2 separate regions of the Homo sapiens genome follow, and region 2 is linked to region 1. A link is a loop called in an ENCODE intact Hi-C map of the cell type or tissue named here. Cell type or tissue: left ventricle myocardium inferior. All regions are shown on one strand. Each heading gives the region's core, and the rest is flanking DNA. Links, peaks and the distances in the headings are about the cores only.

Region 1 (8,341 bases), core at 250-8,249:
AATAAAATCAATATTTATTGACTTATTACATTTGTTAAGTATATTTTACATTTAAAACACAGAACAATTTAATCTGATTATAGTATTTGCCTTAAGAAGCTTGATGCCATGATTACTTTTCTAAGTCAAAAATCACAATTTCATCATCAGGAATGTTCTCTTGAGTTCAGCAAGCACTAAAGAACAAAAGTTTTGTAATACAACAATGCCTCACCAGAAAAGTTTACTTCATTGTTGTTGTTGTTGTTTGTAAGGTGCCAATTAGAAAGAAACACAGCAGGTTAGGATCTCTGAGAGTATTTAAAGTTAAGCAGGGCATGATGCCTTACACCTCTAGTCCCAACTACTTGGGAGGCTTAGGCAGGAGGCTCACCTGAACCCAGGAGTTTGAGACCAGCCCAGGCAACAAAGACAGACCTCATTTCCCAAAAAAAGTATTAAACAAAAAAAGTACTTAAAAGTAAAAACATGAAAACTAGATTTAAAGATTAATGAGGCTGGACACGGTGGCTCATGCCTGTAATCCCAGCACTTTGGGCAGCTGAGGTGGGCAGATCACTTGAGGTCAGTAGTTTGAGACAAGCCTGGCCATCATGGTGAAACCCCGTCTCTACTAAAAATACAAAAATTAACCAGGCGTGGTGGCGCACACCTGTAATCCCAGCTACTCGGGTGGCTGAGGCAGGAGAAACACTTGAACCCAGGAGGCGAAGGTTGCAGTGAGCCAAGATCACGCCACTGCACACCAGCCTGGGCAACAGAGTGAGACTCAGTCTCCAAGAAAAAAAAAAAAAAATTAATGAGCTATTGATTTTGAAGAGACCCACTTTATAAGTCTTTTTTGTTTATAAAAGATTTTCTGCTCCTTTGCTAAAACTGATAATTTGTCTTCTTACCTTCTGCATAATTAGGAACCACTATCTTGTGTGTGGAATGTGTACAACTGATGGTTCACAAGATGATTTTAAGTATTAAGTATATAAAGCTTTTCATTTTAATAATTATGTAATTATTTTTAATGTGTATAATGTATATTAGAAAATTGTAACTTGCAAATAAAATTCATGACACCTCACTAATAATCACGCTTAGGAAGAGGCAAGGTTTTTTTTAAGTTAACTCATTTTAAAAAATAGTGAAATACTAAGTATATTTCAGTAGAGAGGCTATTTAGATGTGGCAAAAATCTAAAGGATAAACTGAGATAATAATTTTAGAAACCACCGCCTTAAGAGTATCTCCTTAATAGATTTTTTTCTCTCATTCTCTCTAGCAAAATTCTTAACATTTGAAAACATGGTAAGAAGCTTAAGCTTCTCCCTAACCATCCACTATAATTACAACCTTCTAGCACAAGACACTGTTAACCATTGTTAACCACTGTCCCTAGTTTCATGTAACAAGCTATTCATCTTAAAGTATCAGAAGTATGACTTAAAATTCTGAAGACAGTCCTTCACAAAGATCTTTATTAGTATTTCTAGAATCATTTATCGTCCTTTTTTTTTTTTTTTTTTTTTTTAAGACAGATTCTCGCTCTGTCACCCAGGCTGGAGTACAGTGGCGCGATCTCGGCTCACTGCAAGCTCCGCCTCCCAGGTTCACGCCATTCTCCTGCCTCAGCCTCCTGAGTTGCTGGGACTACAGGTGCCCGCCACCAAGCCCGGCTAATTTTTTGTATTTTTAGTAGAGACAGGGTTTCACCATGTTAGCCAGGATGGTCTCAATCTCCTGACCTCGTGATCCACCCACCTTGGCCTCCCAAAGTGCTGGGATTACAGGCGTGAGCCACTGCGCCCGGCCTTGATCGTCCTTCTCTTTAAAGTCTATTATTTTGCATAATTAACATGCCAAAGCTTTTATCAGAATTGCACAACCTTAGCAATGGAAGAAAACTTCAGTGATTAATTAGTCCAGTGGGCTTCAAACAGTGTTCCATGGAGCTGAATTACCACAGATGTATAACAGGGGCCACTTTAGGAGCAAGTAGATAGCAGGACAGAGAAGAAGCTAGGTTCACTACCCACACCCACTTTAACAGGAGTAAGCCAGCTTTTGTTGGTTTTATATTAATATGACAAATTCACTTAAGGCTTAGTCCCCGAAACCAGAGGCTTGTTTCAACCACTTTTAAAAGTTTAAAAACTTATTTTACAGATAAGAAGCCAAATCCAAAGATAAAAAAACTGGCTAGGCATGGCGGTTCACACCTGCAATCCCAGCACTTTAGGAGGCTGAGGCAGGAGGATTGCTTAAGCCCAACAGTCGAGACCAGCCTGGGCAACACAGCAAGGCCCTGTCTCTACAAAACACATGAAAATTAGCCAGCATGGTGGTGGGTGTCTATGGTCCCAGCTACTGGGGAAGCTGAGGTGGCAGGACCACTTGAGCCCAGTAGGTCAAGGGTGCAGTGAGCTATGATGGCGCCACTGCACTCCAGCCTGAGCGACAAAGTGAGGCTCTGTCTCCAAAAAAATAACAAAAAAAAAAACAACTAATTTCCTAAACCACACAACTAGCAAATATAATTCATATGGTATTTAAATATGACACTCAATTTCCTTGCTCTAATCTCCGAATGCCCAGTATTCCATCTCAGCATTGTTCAGAACAGTCATCTAAACAGCTTGTTTTAAAAAGCAGATTCCCAGATTTCACCCACAGAGATTCTGATGATAGCAGATAGGAGGTGAGACACAGGGGCCTGCATTCTTAATGAGGAGCGCAAGTGAGTCTGACAGAGATGTAATCGTCACATCACACTTTTATAAGCACTGCACTACACCACAGCACCACTCCACTCCCAAATTCATCTAATTTTACACACAAAATATCCTCTACACTAAAAAAATACTGTGCTTTTCTTTTAATGGAATACTTTCCAACCAGAGACTGGATTTTCTTGCTCCTTGTGAACTCCCTGAAAAATCCCAAATAAGGCTTTTCTGTTCTGCTTTGCCAAACACACACAGTACAGTGTATATTATTTACAACTTCAAAATGGGCATTGGTTTTTCATTTAGACAACGTGTTGAGGGAGTCAAGAAGCACGTAACTGCTACTTCCTTCAAAATTTTCACTTAGAGAAGTGAAAATATGAAAGTCAAACAAAAAAAGACTGTGTAAATCAAAACCTCACTTACTTCTGGCTGCTGTCAAGGATGTCAACTATGAATCTATGCGGGAGAAACCTTCCAAAACCAATCATCCACTTAAGGAAAACGTTCTGTGCATTTAACATAGGTTCAAAATGTAAGTAAGTGCTATCAGCATTCTATGTGGACTTTTTTTTTTTGAGATGGAGTTTCACTCTTGTTGCCTAGGCTGGAGTGCAGTGGCCACGATAGGGTCTCACTATAACCTCCACCTCCTGGGTTCAAGTGATTCTCCTGCCTCAGCCTCCCGAGTAGCTGGGATTACAGGCACCTGCCACCATGCCTGACTAATTTTTTTGCATTTTTAATAGAGACGGGTTTCATCATGTTGGCCAGGATGGTCTCGAACTCCTGACCTCAGGTGATCCAGCCACCTCGGCCTCCCAAAGTGCTGGGATTACAGGCATAAGCCACCACACCCGGCCTATACAGACTTTAATTTGAACTATTTCAAGTTAAAATTTGGGTCGTGAGGATTCTTTTGCTGTTTCAAAATCAAATTTGGAGAGTAAATACATTCAAAATATTTTTTAATATACATTTTGTTTTATAGTTTCTGGTTCATTTATGGTTATGATCACTTATAAAAATGAATTAGAGTTCAAATATAAATTTCCTTTATAGTTTAGAGTCATCTAAGAAGTCTTAGTGTAACATAAAGCTATAGATTTCTAAGTAATTGAAAGCAGTATCACTGTTTACCAATAAAGACATACATTTATAACAAAATGGAGAAAAGAAAACCAAAGCTTGAACGAATAAAAGGTAAACATTTTCTTTTAATACACAGAAGAATTCACCATTCAAGAACTGATATTTGAAAGAGTCCATTTATGTATATAAACATACCTTTGGGAGTATACATGCCTTGTTGCATAGAACCTCCAGGTTCAAAAACAGGAGCCTTAAAATCAGCTACAGCTGATAAAACTGATTCAAAGCTGTAACTGCCTGGAATAATGCCACTTTTGGGATTAGGATTTTCTGGAATATGATATATATGTCAAGAAAAAAATATTAGTAACAAAAAGCCAGATTTATAGCCTTTCCAAGGTACTCTAGTTTCTCATTTTGCTGAAGTAGACAAATAGTAATTGGTTGTAATATACAAAGCTGGCCACAAGAGGGCTATATAATACAACAGATCAATAATAACTGTTTTTAATTGTGATTTTTGAAAATATGTTTAATCTAGGAGCCTACTAATAAATTGTATGCTGCAGTAGTTCCCAGGTATATTTTCCCCGAAATAAATTTATCAAATTTCAGAAAACGATAGAAAAACTTTTAAAAATGTGTCTTCATTTTTACCATTTTGTAAATAACTTTTCCTTAAAAAACAGAAAGAACTTGTGAAAAATTAGCCAAGATTTTTATGAGCAAAGATTGTTTTTCCAAAAACACAAAATTTCATCCCCAAAGAAAAAAATACTAAGCAAATATAAGCAAAGAGGCAAACCAAAAAGATTCTCTCCTCACATTAAAGCACATAAATCTTTAAAATTGAAAGACACAGAGATCGTTTTTACTCTATAATAGCACTGACACATAGTTCATAATGACTGAAGGAAATCATCAGACAGTATCAAATTGAGGCTGCTTACAAAAATCAAGGTTGTCAAACAGGCATTCTAATAGGACTTATTTCACAAAATAAAAAGTTTAGCCAATTCTTCCAAACATAGTCATAAGATATACAAATACTAAATTCGGCCAGAATTTTTATCACAAAATTACTTGATAATCTTTGTGTAAAATTTTATTAACATTAACTTAAAAAGATAATCAGATTCTCATTGTATGTTCAGTCCTATACAAAGAACCACAGGTTCCCTGTTTGTACACAAAAATCTATAAATTCAAAAATCCTTTAAGACCAAATTCTACAGAAAAACCCTCAAAATGTTTAAAATCCTGGTAATAATAATCGTAAGGTATACCTTTAACTGTTAACCATGAATTGCATCCTGGCTACACAGACAAAATGGACCTAGCTGCCTTTTATAAAACGTTCAGTAATGCTGTCCACTAGGAGGTTAAATGCTGGGGTGGCCAAAGCCATCATTCAGTCCTGAAATCTACCCTAAAGTCTAAGAAGAGTTCCCCAAGAGGTAATAACAGGAGGTTAAAAAAAAAAAAAAACAGTCACCAGGCTTGAATACATACTTGAGCACACAACTGGTGTTCTTCTTTTTCTATATTATTTTTCAACTTTGAAAAAAAATTAATCAAAAAATTGATAAACTATTAATCATAAAAAATACTTATTTTAGATCCTGCAACTAACAGAAAGTAAAATTTTAAAAGGATATGAGGTCCAGCAATGAACTGTGTGTCCTGTCATTCATACACAGCTGGGCTACCATCTCGGCCCTGAGAATCTCATCATCAGACATTCCTAAAATTATTAAAAACGGAATTAACAAATCTGAGTATACATAAATTATAAAGAAAAAAACTTACCACACTTTTTACTAAGCTGTTTTACCAAATATAAGATGCTTCAAATTAAAGAGTAAAGAAGCTATGCTCCAAACATAACTGCAGTTTAACTGCTGTTTGCAGTTCCCTTAAGCAAAGGATATTCTAAAAGGTATACCTACAGTACAACATATCAAGAGTTTGAAACATTGTTTACATTTATCTACATCCTTTCCTTTTTTCCCTAAGCCAGTTACTACCACAGGGAGGGGGAGAAAGGGAGGAAAACAGTTAATGCATAAGTATTAGTATCAGTGAGTTTTACCTAAATGTAAACGAAGACTCAAAAGAATCACAAGAAATGTAAGAGCGCCTTCTAACATCGACCTCTCATGCTCTGCATCAAGTACTGTATTTTGATGTTGTGATGCCATTGTCAACAAATCCACTACCTTAAATCTACAAGAAGAAATATTTGAAACATATTTTTATAAATTAAAACAAAATTAACTGGACACTTCCTAATACCTGTCTTAATAAAATTATGCCTACCTTTCAAAGACGGATGAAATAAAATAATCTGGGTCAAGTCTAGAAGCACAAACCTTTAAAAGAAAACAAAATGCTTTATTTCTCAATATTCAGTTTTCCTTCTTCTATTAATCATGTTTTTCTATACTTTTTTTTGTTTTTTGTTTTTTGTTTTTTGTTTTTGAGACAGAGTCTCACTCTCACCCAAGCTGGTGCAACCTCAGCTCACTGCAACCTCCACCTCTGCCTCCCAGGCTCAAGCAATTCTCATCCCCCAGTCTCCCGAGTAGCTGGGATTTACAGGTGTGTGCCACCACACCTGCCTAATTTTTGTATTTTTAGTAGAGACAGGGTTTCGACGTGTTGGCCAGGCTGGTCTCAAACTCCTGGCCTCAAGTGATCTGCCTGCCTTGGCCTCCCAGAGTGCTGGGATAACAGGCATGAGCCACCACGCCTGGCTATGATTTTTATTTTCTGTATATTATGATGTTTTGACATCTTGAGGGGCATTACAGACCTGAAGACAGATAGTCCCTCCCAGAGCCAGTTAATTCCTGAACATACTAAACAACTTACTTGGGAAAATGCCTGTCATGCAAGCCAACCACTGTCTTTATCTAACTCTCACACATCAACCCAGTATTTCCCCTCCCCTAAATCAACCCAGGGCCAGGTACCGCAGAGCCAGATACAGCCCCTATGCCTCAAAGCCTGCTGGAATTATTCAAATTAGCCAATCCTGCCTTGCCTTTCCTTGCCTTTCCTGCAGAAACCCCAATAAAGGCTCTGGCCTAGGCTCTCCCCTCACTCCTTTCTGCCTCTTGACCAAAATCTGGTGCTTTCCTTGTAGCCTTGTGTTGGGTGGTATGCCTCTTCTCCTGGGAAATGTAAGTAAAAAATTATTCTTTCAATGGCATTGGCCTCTCCATGTCATCACGCAGTCACCTCTATAAATTAAAATCCCTTGGGTACAAATGAGACACTTCTAAAGTATATCTGCATTATCTAGCTGGCTTACCTGTAACAGGTAAATGTCAGGATCAATCATGGAATTACAGAAATGAGACTGGACATACGTCATGGCTTGTCCTTTGATTTGCAGACCATTTCTTACCCACATATTGCTGTGGATTTCTGCAAGACTTGCCTAATAAAAGTAAATTGGACAAAGAATAAATTATCTAAATGCAATCTTTACAAAATATTATAAATAACCATTTCAAAATATTTAATGATGTGATCATAGTATAAGCCCGATATTCTGTCCAATGTTAAAGATAATCAGTTGAAATATACATTTTTACATTTTTTTTAACAATAATTATGTTTTTACATAGCCACTTTTTTAGAGTTTAAACAAATGAGTTGGTTTTCCATGTTGGCCTCTGGATACATTTATGATGATTTTCACTGACATCTTTCATAAGAAATCAATGCTTATGTTTCACTCTATTTCTCCCTCAAGAAAACCCTAAGTAACAACAACAACAATCCTAATATACATGTTTAAAGAAAGACACTAGAATAAGCATAAAATAAAACCAACTGTTCAAAGTCAATGAATACATTCTACATCTTTAATTCACCCTAACTCAATCTTAAATCTATACTGCTAATTTTCCAAATATTGGAGGTTAGAATAAATGTTCTCACTACATCAGTATTTAATTCTTCATGTATTTATGTCCAGTGTCAACTAAAACTAGGCAGTCATCATTTTTTTTGTTTTTTTTGAAACAGAATCTCACTCTGTCGCCAGACTGGAGTGCAGTGGCGCGATCTTGGCCCACTGCAACCTCTGTCTCCCAGGTTCAAGCAATTCTTCTTGCCTCAGCCTCCCGAGTAGCTGGGACTACAGGTGCACGCCACCATGCCCAGCTAATTTTTGTATATTCAGTAGAGACAAGGTTTCACCATGTTGGCCAGGATGGTCTCGATTTCTTGACCTCGTGATCTGCCCGCCTTGGCCTCCCAAAGTGCTGGAATTACAGGCGTGAGCCACCACACCTGGCTTCAAGCAGTCATAATTTTATGTTTCCTAACACCCAGAGTTCAAGTTCAATATTATAATAATTAACAAATCTAAAATTGCCAGGAAAAACAAATGGAAGTGCAAGTCCCTCTAATGTATATAAAAAGCTGGCCTGTCAAATTACATTGCTGGTATTAAAAGAAATCACAGTGCTTATATAAGCTAATTCTTCTCTCCTCTTTCTCCTCTCACTATACAGATA
Region 2 (8,341 bases), core at 51-8,050, 410 kb after region 1:
TTCACAAAGTTAATAACAAGGACAAATAGAGCATGACAACACTGACTTAAGGGTCATGTGTTCCAGATTACAGACATATAATGCATCAGAATGTTAGACAAGATTTACATCCAGTAACAACAAAAGAAACCCAGATGAAAATACTTCCTTTGTAATCTGTGGCTCTGTACCCTCCCCTCCCCACATCCTAATTAGAAAGATAACTTTTTATCCAAAGTTAACAATTAAAATGTATAGTTGTTCACATGCTATATACTAAGATGTGGCAACTCACTTATTTGTTGTAAGGTCAAAAGCTTCAACTGAAGCTGAAAGACCATCTTCAGTGACACCTCCTGCAATCACAATTTTGCCTTTATGGACTGCTACTCCAAACATGGAACGAGGAATTTTCATTGGAGCCAGATCTTTCCAATCTCCTTTTTTGGGGTTGAAGATAAACACCCTGTTTGTACATTTTCTGTAAACAGAAAAACAAATGTTCCTTTTAGAACCTTTTTTTGACAGCACCTTCACTAATAATTTGGCTTTGCTTGTCATGAAAAATATATAGTAGGATCAGAAAACTCCAAAGAATTCTTAATTTGAACATATGCCACTAAACAAAGGACAAGCCCAAATGTGGGGACCAAAACTATAACTTAATTTTACTGTTGGAAGATAGGGTACCTTTACTTCTGGATAGCTGCTTAGAACCCCAGGCACAGCTGATTTTAATCGTATCTACTAAATTCAATTGAAGTTTTTTTACTCTATTTGAGTAAAAAATAAAATCATAAACCTTTTATTGCACCTCAATAACAAATGGTAAGTTTATTTATTATCTGAATATCCTAGGAACGAATCAGTTAACTTAAAGAATAATTAGGTGCAAATATACCTACTTTAAATTTTATATGATAGATCATTTTATTTTATATTAGCACTAACATACCAGTGCATTTTAAGAAATCTGGGACTATGGATTAGACAACAAATCATCTGAGCTGATGAATCATGACAACAGTTTTACATGCTAAATGCTACCAGAAAGACCTGGACTCATCTGAATTATTATTCACTCTGCCACCCAGGCTGGAGTGCAGTGGTGCGATCTTGGCTCACCGCAACCTCCGCATCCAGGGCTCAAGTGATCCTCCCATCTCAACTTCCCAGGTAGCTGGGAACACAGGCATGTGCCATCACACCCAGCTAGTTTTTTGTATGCTTGGTAGAGACAGGGTTTCGCCATGTTGGCCAGGCTGGTCTCGAATTCCTGAGCTCAAGTGATCCTCCAGCCTCAGCCTCCCAAAGTGCTGGGATTACAGGTGTGAGCCACCATGCCCCGCCCTTAGTATGTTTTTTATGGTTCCTTGAAGTTATCTATAATTTGATGGGAGTTCAGAATTTCAAATAATAATTGATTAACTGGATATATTTGGTGATGAAAAACACCTTAACTTTTTTGTGAGGACAATTTTTTTCTTAATTGTGTAAAAGACCAGTTATCTGGAGTAGAAGCATTTCCTCTAATATTTGACTATTGGTATCATTTGAACACTTCTTGATAAGAACATTATCCAAAATCACGTTCTTCAAATTCATTAGTGGGAACTGGTGCAATTCAGCACTTACTTTTATTTATTTATTTATTTCTGGAGACGGAGTTTCGCTCTTGTTGCCCAGGCTGGAGTGCAGTGGCGCGATATCAGCTCACTGTCTCCCGGGTTCAAGTGATTCTCCTGCCTCAGCCTCCCTAGTAGCTGGGATTACAGGCAAACGGCACCACGCCCGGTTAATTTTGTATTTTTAGTAGAGACGGGGTTTCTCCACGTTGGACAGGCTGGTCTCAAATTCCCGACCTCAGGTGATCCACCTGCCTCGGTCTCCCAAAGTGCTGGGATTACAGGCATGAGCCACTGCACCCAGCCCAGCACTTACTTTTAGATAATGACTCATTTCAAAGTTCTTGACTTTGACATTTGTCAAGCAGTGTTGTGTTAGTTAATCATATTCTCAAGATTGATATATTCCTACTGACAAGAACTGTATGCTTCTTACTGACATATCAATTTCCTAGTTACTAATGCTGCTTGAAGGAAACAATTTAAATCATTTGGCAGGGTTCCTGTGTTTCCAAAGTCAGAATGCTCTTTAGTAGTGATTTTCCATTCAGTTTACTCAGGAAAAATGCCCAAAATAAGATCTGGCACCAGGTAAGCATATAATATACCTTCCTTTAAATTTGATAGGAATAGCTGGGATTAGGGAGGATATAAAAATTTTAGAATATGTTATCTTTGAATACAGGTAGATGTTTAAAAACCATTGCTTTTTAAAATCGCCTTTTCTGTGCTATATTTACCATTTAAATTGACTAATACCCAATAATCATTAACTCCAGAATAGAGTTCTTGACATCTAACACATTTCTATATTTTACTCTCCTTTCCTGCTTTGCCCTTACAATTCTAAATTTTGGCTCCCTTTTCAGGGTTGGACATCACTATTAATTCAATGGCCTGGGCAAATGATGACAAGCCAAATCAGGCAGATTTTTCAGGGGCAGAATATTAGTTCTCACCATCTAAACTGAAAATGCTTATTTTACTAGACAGGTTATACTGGTTTGACTGTCTCTGAAGCATTCGGAGCTCACTTCTCCTCTCTCTGGGTTATAACATCTCTTTCCTGATTACAGGTTCCTTAAGAATTGACTGGAAATCAAGTTAGGTTTATATATGAAACCTCATCCTGGTTTTCTCACAAGATACTGGGTGCTACTGGGAGCTCAGTTTTGAACAGTTGGAAGCCATTTTGAATATTACCTCTGTCAGGGAGTAAATATGTGGAAGAACACTGCTGAGGAAATAATTGCCTTAATTTTTTGTTTTTATTTTGTCTTTTTTACTTCCCTCTTTTCAATCACCACGCTTTTCTTTCAAACTGACCTATCTAAAGTCCCTCTTATGAATGTAAAGTACAAATCCATGATATTTTTTATGCACAGTTGTCTTAGAAGATATATTTTAAATACTACATTAAAGATACCTTTCAATTTTTATCTACTTATGGCTAAATGAATAAGAAAACCCATTGGTTTTAATGTAGTAAAATACAATTATAAATCAGTGAAATACAGGACTTGATTATGCTCCTAGATACTGCCTGGACTGTAAGGATGCTTATGATTGGGGTATTAGGCTCATTCCTAGCAGTATGCTGAGTATCTACATGTTTACTTCAGCGACTTGAAATTTTAAGATTTTCCCTCCACAATATGATAGGTGAGAACCATGTCCCATTTTAGTGTGCAGATCCAAAGGAAAAGAGGAAGAGACCGGGCGTGGTGGCTCACACCTATAATCCTAGCACTTTGGGAGGCTGAAGCGGGCAGATCACCTGAGGTCGGGAGTTCAAGACCAGCCTGACCAACATGGAGAAACCCTGTCTCTACTAAAAATACAAAATTAGCCAGGCGTGGTGGAGCATGCCTGTAATCCCAGCTACTCAGGAGGCTGAGACAGGAGAATCGCTTGAACCCAGGAGGCGGCGGTTGCAGTGAGCCGAGATCACACCACTGCACTCCAGCCTGGGCAACAAGAGTGAAGCTCCATCTCAAAAAAAAAAAAAAAGAAAAGAAAAGAGGAAGAAACCCTTCTAATAAAAAGTCATTTAGACATAAATCATGAGAGTTCAGGGTACTTACTTGTCATCTGTCTTTCCTCCTAGACAATATATCATCCCTTTATGTGAAATCACATTATGGCCATAGACTTTGATAGGGAGTTTTTTTACTTCGTTCCATTTTGCAGCCCTAAAATTAAACGAGACAGAATTTATATACCTTCAGTAAATTCCAGGTTCTGAAAATATGAATATGTTGTAGGCACGCATATACTTGAATGCTTAGGGAACAGGAATATCATGCCAACTTACACAGGATCATAGCATAATACTGAATCCAGCGAAGCCTCTGTTTGAAGGTCTTTGCCTGCAACTACATAGATTTTATCATCCACCTCTCCCAGACCGAAGAGACACCTGGCTGAAGGCAGAGGTGGAAGTCCAACCCATTCAGATGCTATGCTATCGAGCTGAAAAAAACATATATGAGAGATTGTGGAGCCTGTTAGAAAAAAATTAGAAGTACACCAAAAAAAGTTATACTTTATATGTTGTTTAGAAGTCATCGAGATAGTCAAATATCTCACAAGTAAATAAAACTACAACCCCAAAGTATCACATTGTAGCTCATAATTACCAAGAAGAATGAGTAAATCTACTTGGCCTACCAGATAAAGATATCAAAATCTTCAAGGCTTCAAGAAAAGAAAAAATAAAATAGAATCACCAGAGGTTAATTACAACTGTGAGGTTTCTTGTCAAATTTTCTCCCATATTGCCTTGTTCAGCTTTGAAACAGGAGATCCTCATACTTTTAGGACACTGGGGAAAGAAAGGTTGTCATAACAAGGAGGGTCACAGAATGTGAATGACCCCTGCGTGCTATATTTAACATGCTCCCCATGCCGGCAGCTGGGACAGCTGGACCTGTCACTCAGTCCACAAACAACTGGGATGTTGGGCAATATCTTTTTTTCTTTCTTTAAAAACATTTTAGGTTCTCTGTGTTTTGCTTTATTATTCCTGATACAGGCAGGCGTTAAAGTGAATTTCCTAGTGTGTTGTTGGGAGTCCCTTGAAATACTCTTCTCTTTTTTAAAAAATTTATATTAATAAGTAACTGCTCATTTTTGGTCACCACCACTTCTGCAAGCTTAAGATTTTCCCAAGGAGGAAAATCTCCTTGTGCCCATGCCCTGGGGTAGATGATGGTGGCATCTGTTTCATCACTTACTTTTGGTAATTTAAATATTTTACACTTTTCATTTTAGCACACTAAGGCACAAGAAAACTGTTTTCTGCAAGAGTACAGTTGCAGATTTGTTGTTCTCTCTGGTACCACTTCTAGATTGCAAAAATAAAATGAATAAAACCCAGTTTCACTGGATACTAAGAATAGATGTGCATACAAATGGCTGTGGTATAGACAGGGGTGTCTGTGGAAGCCTATCTATATGTGGTCTAGTAACCTCAGTTAAACAAAGCGCTAATTAAGACTAGATGACATGAGAAGTTTAATCTCCACATGTGCATTCTTAGCTTTGCATTCACTAATTTCAACAGCTAGATTTTGATCCCTTATGTTTTCACTTTTGAAAGAAATTCTTTGATCATGAAGGTGGTATGTAATATAGTAGAAATAATAATGAACATTTATGGGGTTTTGACTGTTGTCATAGTCTTTGAACTAAATGCTTTACACAGGTAACCTCATTTAGTTCTCCAGGATAGGCATTTCTATCATCCCCATTTTACAGATGAGGAAACCGAGGCACAGGAAGATTAAATAATTTTCCCAAATACACAGAACTTTTAGGTGATATTCAAATCCAAGCCATGTACATTCACAGTTGGTTTTAAAAAATGGAAACAGCAGCCATCATAATCCCATACCTGTGGGCTTAACTCTCATACTGTACAGTACTGCCTACCTTCCCATATTACCTGTTAGAGGGCACTTTCTCTAGCAGATGGAACAGTAGACTACCTACCAGTCTCTTTTATAGAGGAACTATCAAGCTATTTAACTTCTCTGAGTTCAACTTTCCTCATTGTTAAAATTAGGGTTTGGACCTAGATTACTTTAAGACCTGTTCAAAGATTTGATGAATCTATTAATTCAAATTAATGAGTGGGGGAAAAAATCCTCCCTTACCAAGGTAAAAAATTCTCATAATCTATTTACAGCATACAATCAAAGGTCAAATTACTCCTAAATTAATGCATTTTAAATAGATGTGACCAAGCAGAAAAATATAAAACCTGAAATTCTCATGTAAATATTGTCTGATGAGTCACAACCCTCTTTTATGGTGAAGTGTTTTTATCCTGGCATACCGTTCTATTAGTGCCTTTTAAAAGCAGCAAGGCATTTGCTTTGCTGACCTTCCAACTTTGTATAACTGTTATTGTTAATGTTCTGTTATACAGAACATTAAGTAGGTTTCTTGAACCAAAAATGAGAAGCTGCGTCAGTAAAAGTAAGGGTTTTATTAGGCTGGAAGAGGACAAAGATTAAACTGAACACTTGAAAGTAAAAAGGACCGTGTTATAGATATATTCAATAAATTAAATATGAAATGAAATTTAAAACTCCAGTAATTTTGGAGAATCATTCCATGGCAACAACTATTCCGTGGATCTGTCATTTGTAGGTATCTACCTATATGTCTGTCATCTGTCTATCTGTGTTTTTATAACATTCTTACTTCCTGGATGTATTTATAGCCTTTTTCATTGACTTTGCCACTTTTGACGTTTATTTGACTTTAAAATTAGGGCTTGGGAAATTTTCTGACCCACATTCAAATACTTATAACATTCTTCACTGGAACTTTGAAAATTAAGAAACATGATTAATATGTATTATCACAACTACATTTTTCAAGATTAGAAAAAGTTGATTAAAGGTATAATAGTATTTTGTGAATGCAAAGTATATCACACACTTTGAGAGCATACTGTGACTGTGGTATGACATTGTATACTTGCTTATCTTTGGCCTTTCCAACTAAAGTGCCCATAAGCCCCAGCCATGATTAGCTATGACCTAAACAAACTCTTTTGAGCCAGTTGTAAGCTATAAAGTTTCGGTATTGGCATTATGGAAGACAAAGGTTAAGCCAACTCCTTCATAAACTGATAAAGTATAACACATTGATAATATAAGACAAATTCCTTTCAAACAACTAAGGGTATATTGGTTTAGGAGAATTAATTTTCTTGGAAAATTCTGTGGTTTCACAAAACAGATTGTTAAGTTCTAATAATGTCTAAATGTATCTCTGATCCAAATAAATGTGATATAATAAAAATTTCTAACTATAATTAATTCAAATTAGCGACTTTTGTGTAGACAGTTTTTCCTAGAAGATAATCCAAAGTGTGTGGAATATATATACAAGTTTTTTTCATTTTCAACAAAATTATATTTTAGGCAGTAACCATAAATAAGAGATGAAGTGCTACCTCCAAGAACTTCAAATGAAGTTCAGGGAAACTTGGAAGAAGGTAGAAAATCTGACCAATTTAGAGCTGCCAGCAGATGAAGAAGAAAAAGAAATTAAAAAAGAAAATCTGACCAATTATTACTTCTTTATAATGGATAAGAACTTTGATTTAGGGAAACTATTTGGGGAAAGACATTAACTATTTTTAATAGGTAAGAGTATACAAGATTAAATTTAGTTTTTACAGCAGGGGGTGGTGGCTCACACCGGTAATCCCAGCACTTTGGGAAGCCAAACTGGGAGTATTGCTTGAGCCCAGGAGTTCGAGACCAGCCGGGGCAACATAGTGAGAGCCCATCTCTGCTAAGAAAAAATAAATTTAGTTTTTACTAAAATACTGGGCTTTGAGGGATTACAGTCACGATCATCTATAAACAAGGCATTTTTGGTAAAATAGTATAAAGAACATCTTAAGTCATTAAACATGAATTAGAACCTCATTATTCACCAAACTTTTTATTACACATTAACAAAGCAGTCAAATATTTTTCTGTCAACGCTCTATACAGCAAAAGTGCAAGGGACTGGAATAGGACATCAATTAGAGTAAAATGCAAGCAGCTTGAATAATTCACAAATTGGCTAACTGGATGGTGAGTAACAGCCTTCCCTTTAAGCAACTACATATACAAAAAGTCCTTCTTACCTGGAAGAAGTATGACTGTAGAGGTTGATCCTTATTTTCTTCATCCACATATAGTCCTCCTACCACATATATCTGATTTTGCTGGGTAACAATGCTGGAATGATTTCTGGGAATCTGCTCAGCCAGTGCAGTAAGGTAGCATTCATTTTCCGTGGGGTCATAAGCCACTGCTGCTGTGTCATTAACCAAGAGGATGAGGTCTTTTACAAACATTCCATGCCTGGGAATGTCATTCAGGTAACCAGGAAGTAAATCTTCATCACCAACATCACCATTCACCTCACCAGCCCCAGTCTTCGCGGCATTTTTGCTAGGTTCTGGGAGTTTGCCTGCGAAAGCATCTTTTAGAACTTTGATTTTTTTCTGGAGGTCTGGGTTGCTTTTAATTATATCATCTTTCTCAACATGATCCTTAAAATATTTTTCTGTCATAAGGCGAAAACGGATACAATCAAACACTTCACTAAGGTTTTTAACCCTGTTTTCCTTGTCTGTTCGCACCCATTTCATCACTGCCTCAAATACTGCTTCTTCTTTTTCTACATTTAGGCTGTCATTTGAAATGACTGAGATCAGTTCC

What was found. Peaks named below come from ENCODE experiments on the same cell type or tissue, not always from the same donor. Only the 100,000 strongest peaks of a DNase experiment are listed, where the experiment ranks them.
Region 2: a loop joins it to region 1, with 2.7 times the contacts of the local background. A loop is called at or near these places in 32 of 110 quality-filtered maps.

The regions. Positions count from the first base shown.
Region 1 is chr2:169,924,532-169,932,872 of GRCh38, reverse strand. UBR3 (ubiquitin protein ligase E3 component n-recognin 3) reads right to left here. Exons shown (of 39, transcript NM_172070.4): 14 at 7,126-7,254; 15 at 6,129-6,181; 16 at 5,902-6,035; 17 at 5,468-5,553; 18 at 4,005-4,146. Among named protein-coding and RNA genes, the nearest start is that of UBR3, 100 kb to the right of the region's middle. In left ventricle myocardium inferior, for the core only: CTCF peaks have their summits at 4,074 and 4,274 (motif pointing right); no DNase peak of the experiment used is centred there.
Region 2 is chr2:169,510,309-169,518,649 of GRCh38, reverse strand. It overlaps KLHL41 (kelch like family member 41), which reads right to left. Exons shown (of 6, transcript NM_006063.3): 1 at 7,762-8,341; 2 at 3,919-4,076; 3 at 3,689-3,796; 4 at 275-460. Among named protein-coding and RNA genes, the nearest start is that of KLHL41, 4.8 kb to the right of the region's middle. In left ventricle myocardium inferior, for the core only: no CTCF peak of the experiment used is centred there; a DNase peak (open chromatin) is centred at 4,511; H3K4me3 peaks cover 3,470 bases; H3K27ac peaks cover 5,673 bases.